Linked DNA regions of Homo sapiens: region 2 is linked to region 1. A link is a loop called in an ENCODE intact Hi-C map of the cell type or tissue named here. Cell type or tissue: PC-3. All regions are shown on one strand. Links, peaks and the distances in the headings refer to the core of each region. The heading gives the core; the rest is flanking DNA. Region 1 has its middle 270 kb from the start of SLC7A11-AS1. Region 2 has its middle 96 kb from the start of SLC7A11-AS1.

Region 1 (2,929 bases), core at 105-2,604:
CTCCCAAGTAGTTGGGATTACAGGTGCTGCCACCACGCCCAGCTAATTTTTTGTATTTTTATTGGGGACGGGGTTTCACCATGTTGGCCAGGCTGGTCTCAAACTCCTGACTTCAGATGATTCGCCCACCTCGGCCTCCCAAAGTGCAAAAATCTGCATTTTTACTCCATTCTCCCCCATTTTGAATTTTGGATGTCAGAATTTATATCTTTTAATGTTGTCTATTCTTAATAAGTTATTATAGTTATTAGTTTTAAGTTTTGTCTTATCTTCATATGTGTAAATATAGTGTATGAGTGAAATATATATACTATATATATATACCATATATAAACTATATATATAGTTTACATGCCATGATTGTAATATTAAAAAATTCTGAATTTATCTGTGTACTGACTTTTACCAGCGATCTTCATACTTTCAGCTGCTTTTGTGTTATAGGTTAGCATCCATTTGTTTCAGGTTGAAGAACTCCCTTTAGAATTTCTTGTAAGACAGGTTGGGTGGTGATGAATTCCATTAGCTTTGTTTGTCTGGGGAAGTCTTTACTTCTCCTTCATGTTTGAGGAATAGCTTTGCTGGGTACAGTATTCTTGATTAGGAGGTTTTGTTTGTTTGTTTACTTGTTTGTTTGTTTTTTCTTCAGCACTTTGAAAATACCATCTTACTTCCTCCTGTCCTCTAAGGTATCTGCTGAGAAGTCTGCTTCCAAGAATATTCAAACTTCCTTTTATGTTATTTGATTATTTTCTTTTGCTAGTATTAGGATCTACTCATCGTCTGTGACTTTTGAGAGTTTGATTATTTTATGCTTTGAAGTAGGGTTATTTGGGTTGAATCTGACTGGTGATCTTTGACCTATCTATACCTGGATATTTATTTCTCCACATTTGGAAAGTTTCCTGCTTGTTATTTCTTTGAATATTCCTTCTACCCCTTTGTCATCCTCACTTATTCTTGAATACCAGTGACTAGTACATTTTCTCTTTAGATGTTGTCCCATAGATATCTTAAGATTTAATTCCTCTTTATTATTTTTTTCTTTTTCCTCTTCTGTGTTTTCAAATAGGCTGTCTTTGCATTCATGGATTCTTCTGCTTGATCAATTCTGCTGTTGATGTTCTCTGTTGCATTTTTCAGTTTGTTCAATGTATCTTTCAGCTATTTGATGTCTATTTGATTTTTTAATAATTTCAATTACTTTTTTAAATTTTTAAAGTTCTGAATTATTTCTGTGTTTTCTTGGAGTTTATTGACTTTCCTTTAAACGGCTATTTTGAATTCCTAGTCTGAGTGTTCACATATTTCCACTTCTTTATGGTCATTGGTATCCTGTTTTGTCCATTTGATGAGGTCATATTTTCCTGATTGCTCTTGACGCTTATGGATATATATCAATGTCTATGGATTTAAAAATTTAAAAACTATTTGTTCCAGTCTTTGCTATAGGCTTTGTGTCCAACTTTTTATTATATTCTGTCTAGACATACTGTGCTGATTGATACAGTGTTTCTTAGTTTGAGATTACTGCCTTTTCTTCAGCACTAGATGGAGCCCTAAACCCAGGTTTGCTGCAAGTCTACTGTGGGCTCTGAGGTTGGCATAGCATTTAACTTGGATAGGCCTAGAGGAGACCCAAGAAAGTTACCTGAGCTATGTGGAAACACCAGCTAGGGAATCATGCCTACACAACCCATAGACCATTCTTCCTGAAACATGGCATTGCTCAACAGCCTCTCTGATTTTGTGTTTCCTCTGGTGAGAATGGAGAGCAGCCATACTGACATTCTGGCTACTGCTAGCCCCATCCCCATTCTTTGTCTCTAGCTGGTCTCAAGTGCTTTAGCGCTGCAGGCACTCACTACAGGCACTCCTGTAGGTCAAGGCAAAAGAGAGTTTCCTGTGAAGAGACCCAGGATAGTGAGGAAGCTGAGTGTATTTTAGTTTTTAATACATAGCTATCTTAACTAAACATGTGTATAAAAATAATTTATTTTCATTAGAAATAATTTTATTTTTACCCTAACATGTTTTTCTTTACATTGATGTAATATAAATTCCTATCCTTTGAATTGATGGTGATACAAATGAAATGGGCTTTTTGAAAACTAGTGAATGCATGGTTATCTGTTAAGAGCTGAGGCATAGAGTAAAAGCCCAGTGAAAACTGAAAAATATGTAAGTCATCATGAAGATGATTTAGAAACTAAAAAATATTAGTTTGCTAGATCTGTGCCAAAACAGTGGTTTTAAAAAACAAAAATTTAATGCCTTACAGTTCTAAAGACTAACGCCTAAAATTGAGGTATCAGCAGGGCCATAACTGCTCTGTGACTGAAAAGAATACTTCCTTACCTCTAGCTTCTGGTTTATCAGCAATCTTTAGAGTTTATCCGCTTGTAGATAGATGTATCACTCCAATCGCATGGCTATTTTTTCTCTGTGTCTTCATATCATCTTTTCCCTGTGCATTTTTGCCTCTGGGTCCGAATTTTCTCTTTGTATAAGGACAATAGTCATATTGGATTAAAAGCCACCTTAGTGACCTCATCTTAACTTGGTTAAATCTGCAATGACACTGTTTCCAAATAAGGTCACATACTCAGGTTCTGGGGTTTAGGGCTTCAGCATATCATTTGAAAGGAATACAATTCAATTAATAAGAGTGGTAAATAGGACTTTCTCATGCTTTTCCCTCAGCAAAATCATGAAGTAAAGGAAACTGATTCTTGGATTATACCAAATCTTTTTATTGTGCTCATTTTTGTTGGTGAGTCTGATCCCTTCTCTCTCCTTCTCATTAGGAACGCTGAGCTCAGTGCCCATGCATGTACTCTTCCCTCTTACTCCTCTCTCATCATAATCAAACTGCTCATTGGTCTTATATTCACCCTCCATCATAAATTATAGCTTCAGGGAGTATGTA
Region 2 (2,929 bases), core at 334-2,833, 170 kb after region 1:
GTGTCAGCGATTATAAAGAGTAGAAACTGTTAAATGATACGTGTTCTGTCGTTTTCTACTGTGCATGCTTTTTAAAACTTAAGAAATAATTGCTTTTATTTGTAGCACTTCACAGTTCACCTAGGATTTTATATTCATTATTATAAGTAATCCTGCAAGGTTTCTATGACATAGATACATTAGATGTGATTATTGTACTTTTAAAAGGTCACACAACTGGTAAACACAAGAACCAGTGATATATGCCAAGAGTTTTTGAGCGTTAGACTACTGTAATTCCCTTTATAGCAACTTGCCATAAAAGAGCTGCTATCATTAAAACAATGTGATATATTAAAGGATATTATTAAATAGTGGTTTTGCATAGACAATATATTAAATGTGAGTTCAGAGGCAGTTCTGCATTCAAGAGACAAAGTATTCTTTTTTTAGTATTTAAATTCCCCCTTCCTAAAGAAAACAGTTGTAAAAGATGTCTAATGACTCCAATAAAAAGTAATTTACTTCCTAATTTTAAATGGAGAAATACTAATCTCTAAGAGGTATTTTCTTGAGGCAGCATTTTTGTAGTTACATATGCTTGAGAATTTCCTACAATTAAACAGTGAAAAAAATATTGACCTTAAATACAGCAGGCAAGTTCCAATTTATATTCCTATATGAAGCCTACTCTCTCTCCTAGAATGGAACATAAAAATGTCCTTTTCTCTCAGATGCAGGCAATTGATCTATCCTAAAGCAGTAACTAGAATATTTTTAAAAACTAAATAAAAATTTGGTTAACTGAATTTTTAAACAAAACCATTTGTTTATTTTAATCCAGTTTCAACCACATTTTAACCTTTAATTCTTATTCATAGACTAAAATGGCTTCATTGACATTTATTTTTATTTTTATGCTGAGTTTTTAAATAAAATTGAGAAGTAAATGTAGAATAATCAACTAGGAGAAAGAAAAGATAAAAGCACCTTTTTATTAATACATATAAATATGGCAATTGAAACCTTAATTTCTGTAACTTGTTCCAACCAAATATACTTAAATTTACACTTTATTTAACCTTCCTAAGCACTACCTCAATTCACTAATGAAATACATTCTTGATCTAGCCATCTGTGAGGGTTTCAAGAGCTGGTTGACTCAAAATATTTCTTAAGTACCAGTGTCACCTGCCTTCTCCCATGGTCACTGTGGAGGCTAAAGCAACACTATCTTTTATGCTAATCTGCCATGTTGACTACTGTTTGACCCCAGTTCCAGAAATATCTCTAAGATTTCTACTTTACTAATAACAGCACCTACTTACTGGTAAATTCTACCCTTAGGTCAAAACCACCTTAATCTTATGATAAACACATACTTGCCATAAATCCTGCTCTTGAGCAAATTGTAGTCTATGACACACATAGTCTGTGACACATATCCCTGAAGGGGATAAAATGACTTCAATTGTCTTACATATCTCTTCTGAAGCATGCATACCCTTTGCCTATTTTATATAAGCCCTTGGTCTGGCATAACCATGCGGGAAGTACCATCTTGTGGCTGCCCCAGGCATGGCTCCATTCCATAACTCCCTATTAAATGTTTCTTTCTGAGAAACTGGATTTGTCAGCCTCTTTCTTCAGCCTCTTAGCTCCTTTGGCCTTTGGGGTTATGTTGGCATAGACCTGCTCACCATGGAATAGCCATCAACCATGGCAACAACACCAGGCAGCAACTGAAGACCTATTAAAAGAAATGACCCAAAAAATAGGGTACAAAAAATTCAATAAGACAGTGTTAATATATGAACATGTGTGTATGTATCATTCATATGCATATTTATTCAGGAATCTGTTGACATTTGATTGTGTAAACATTTATAAACCACAAACATTATTTATCACCAGCCTTTGGCAACGAATACTATTTGGGGATGTTAGATAAATTAACAAGAGTAATATATGTAAGGAATATAGTGAGATTCAAAAGAAATACTGAAAATTAATTCTCCAAAAATGGGCATTTCCCCTTTATAATGCATTCCTGATTCCATGACATTGGCAATGTTGCTTATGTGACCTGGAATTCCCACCCTTCTCACCCCTGCCTTTTTAAGTTTTACTCATCCATCAAGTTTCAACATATGTATTTCTCTTCCATGGATCTTCTAGGAAAACAAAAACCCAAAGTCACCCTTTATTTTGCTTATAGATATTGCTATATGACTATCATTTAACTTCCTAAATTTTTGGGTACATTTTGGTTTTTACCTATACATCAGTTATGGTTTCTGACTTTAAGTGTAATTGCCTCGGTTCTTCTTTCCCACTGCACAGACAAAATCAATTCGCAGAGACCATGGCATTGAAGTAAAGAAAGAGTTTAACTTTATGGGAGGCCAGTAACACAGGAGATGGAGTTACCACTCAAATCAGTCTCCCCAAAGGCTTGGAGGTTAGGGTTTTTAAAGAACAGTTTGTTGGGCAGGGAACTAGGAAATGGGTGCTGCTGTGATTGGTTGGGGAAGCAATTATAAGGGTGTGGAAAACGGTTCTCATCCACTGAGTCCACTTCTGGGTGGGGGCCACAGTACCAGTTGAGTCATGAATCACAAATCCAGGTGGGATCAGTCTAAAAACTATCTCAAAGACAAATTTTAAGTTTTACAACAGTGATGTTATCTATAACAGCAATTGGAGAAGGGACAAATCTTGTGACCTCTGGCCACATGACTCCTGAGCAGTAAGGGATTATAGAAACTATGCCTACATTTTAGCAGAATTGAGGTCTTGCTCATAATCCTAATCCCGTGGCCTTTCATTAGTCTTACAAAGATGGAGAGGGAATCAGTTTTAGGGAGGGGCTATTATCATCCTTACTTCAAAGTTAAACTACAAATCAAATTCTACCCATGGTAGATCAGCCTGGCTGATGCCCAGAAAT

The links. Peaks named below come from ENCODE experiments on the same cell type or tissue, not always from the same donor. Only the 100,000 strongest peaks of a DNase experiment are listed, where the experiment ranks them.
Region 2: it touches region 1 in a loop (3-fold over the local background); 4 of 110 quality-filtered maps call a loop at or near these places.

What each region holds. Positions count from the first base shown.
Region 1 is chr4:137,818,488-137,821,416 of GRCh38, forward strand. No RefSeq gene overlaps it. Among named protein-coding and RNA genes, the nearest start is that of SLC7A11-AS1, 270 kb to the right of the region's middle. RefSeq lists a silencer at 1,457-1,506. In PC-3, for the core only: a CTCF peak has its summit at 1,552 (motif pointing right); a DNase peak (open chromatin) is centred at 1,574.
Region 2 is chr4:137,991,969-137,994,897 of GRCh38, forward strand. No RefSeq gene overlaps it. Among named protein-coding and RNA genes, the nearest start is that of SLC7A11-AS1, 96 kb to the right of the region's middle. In PC-3, for the core only: CTCF peaks have their summits at 1,537 (motif pointing left) and 1,739; a DNase peak (open chromatin) is centred at 1,473; H3K27ac peaks cover 1,905 bases.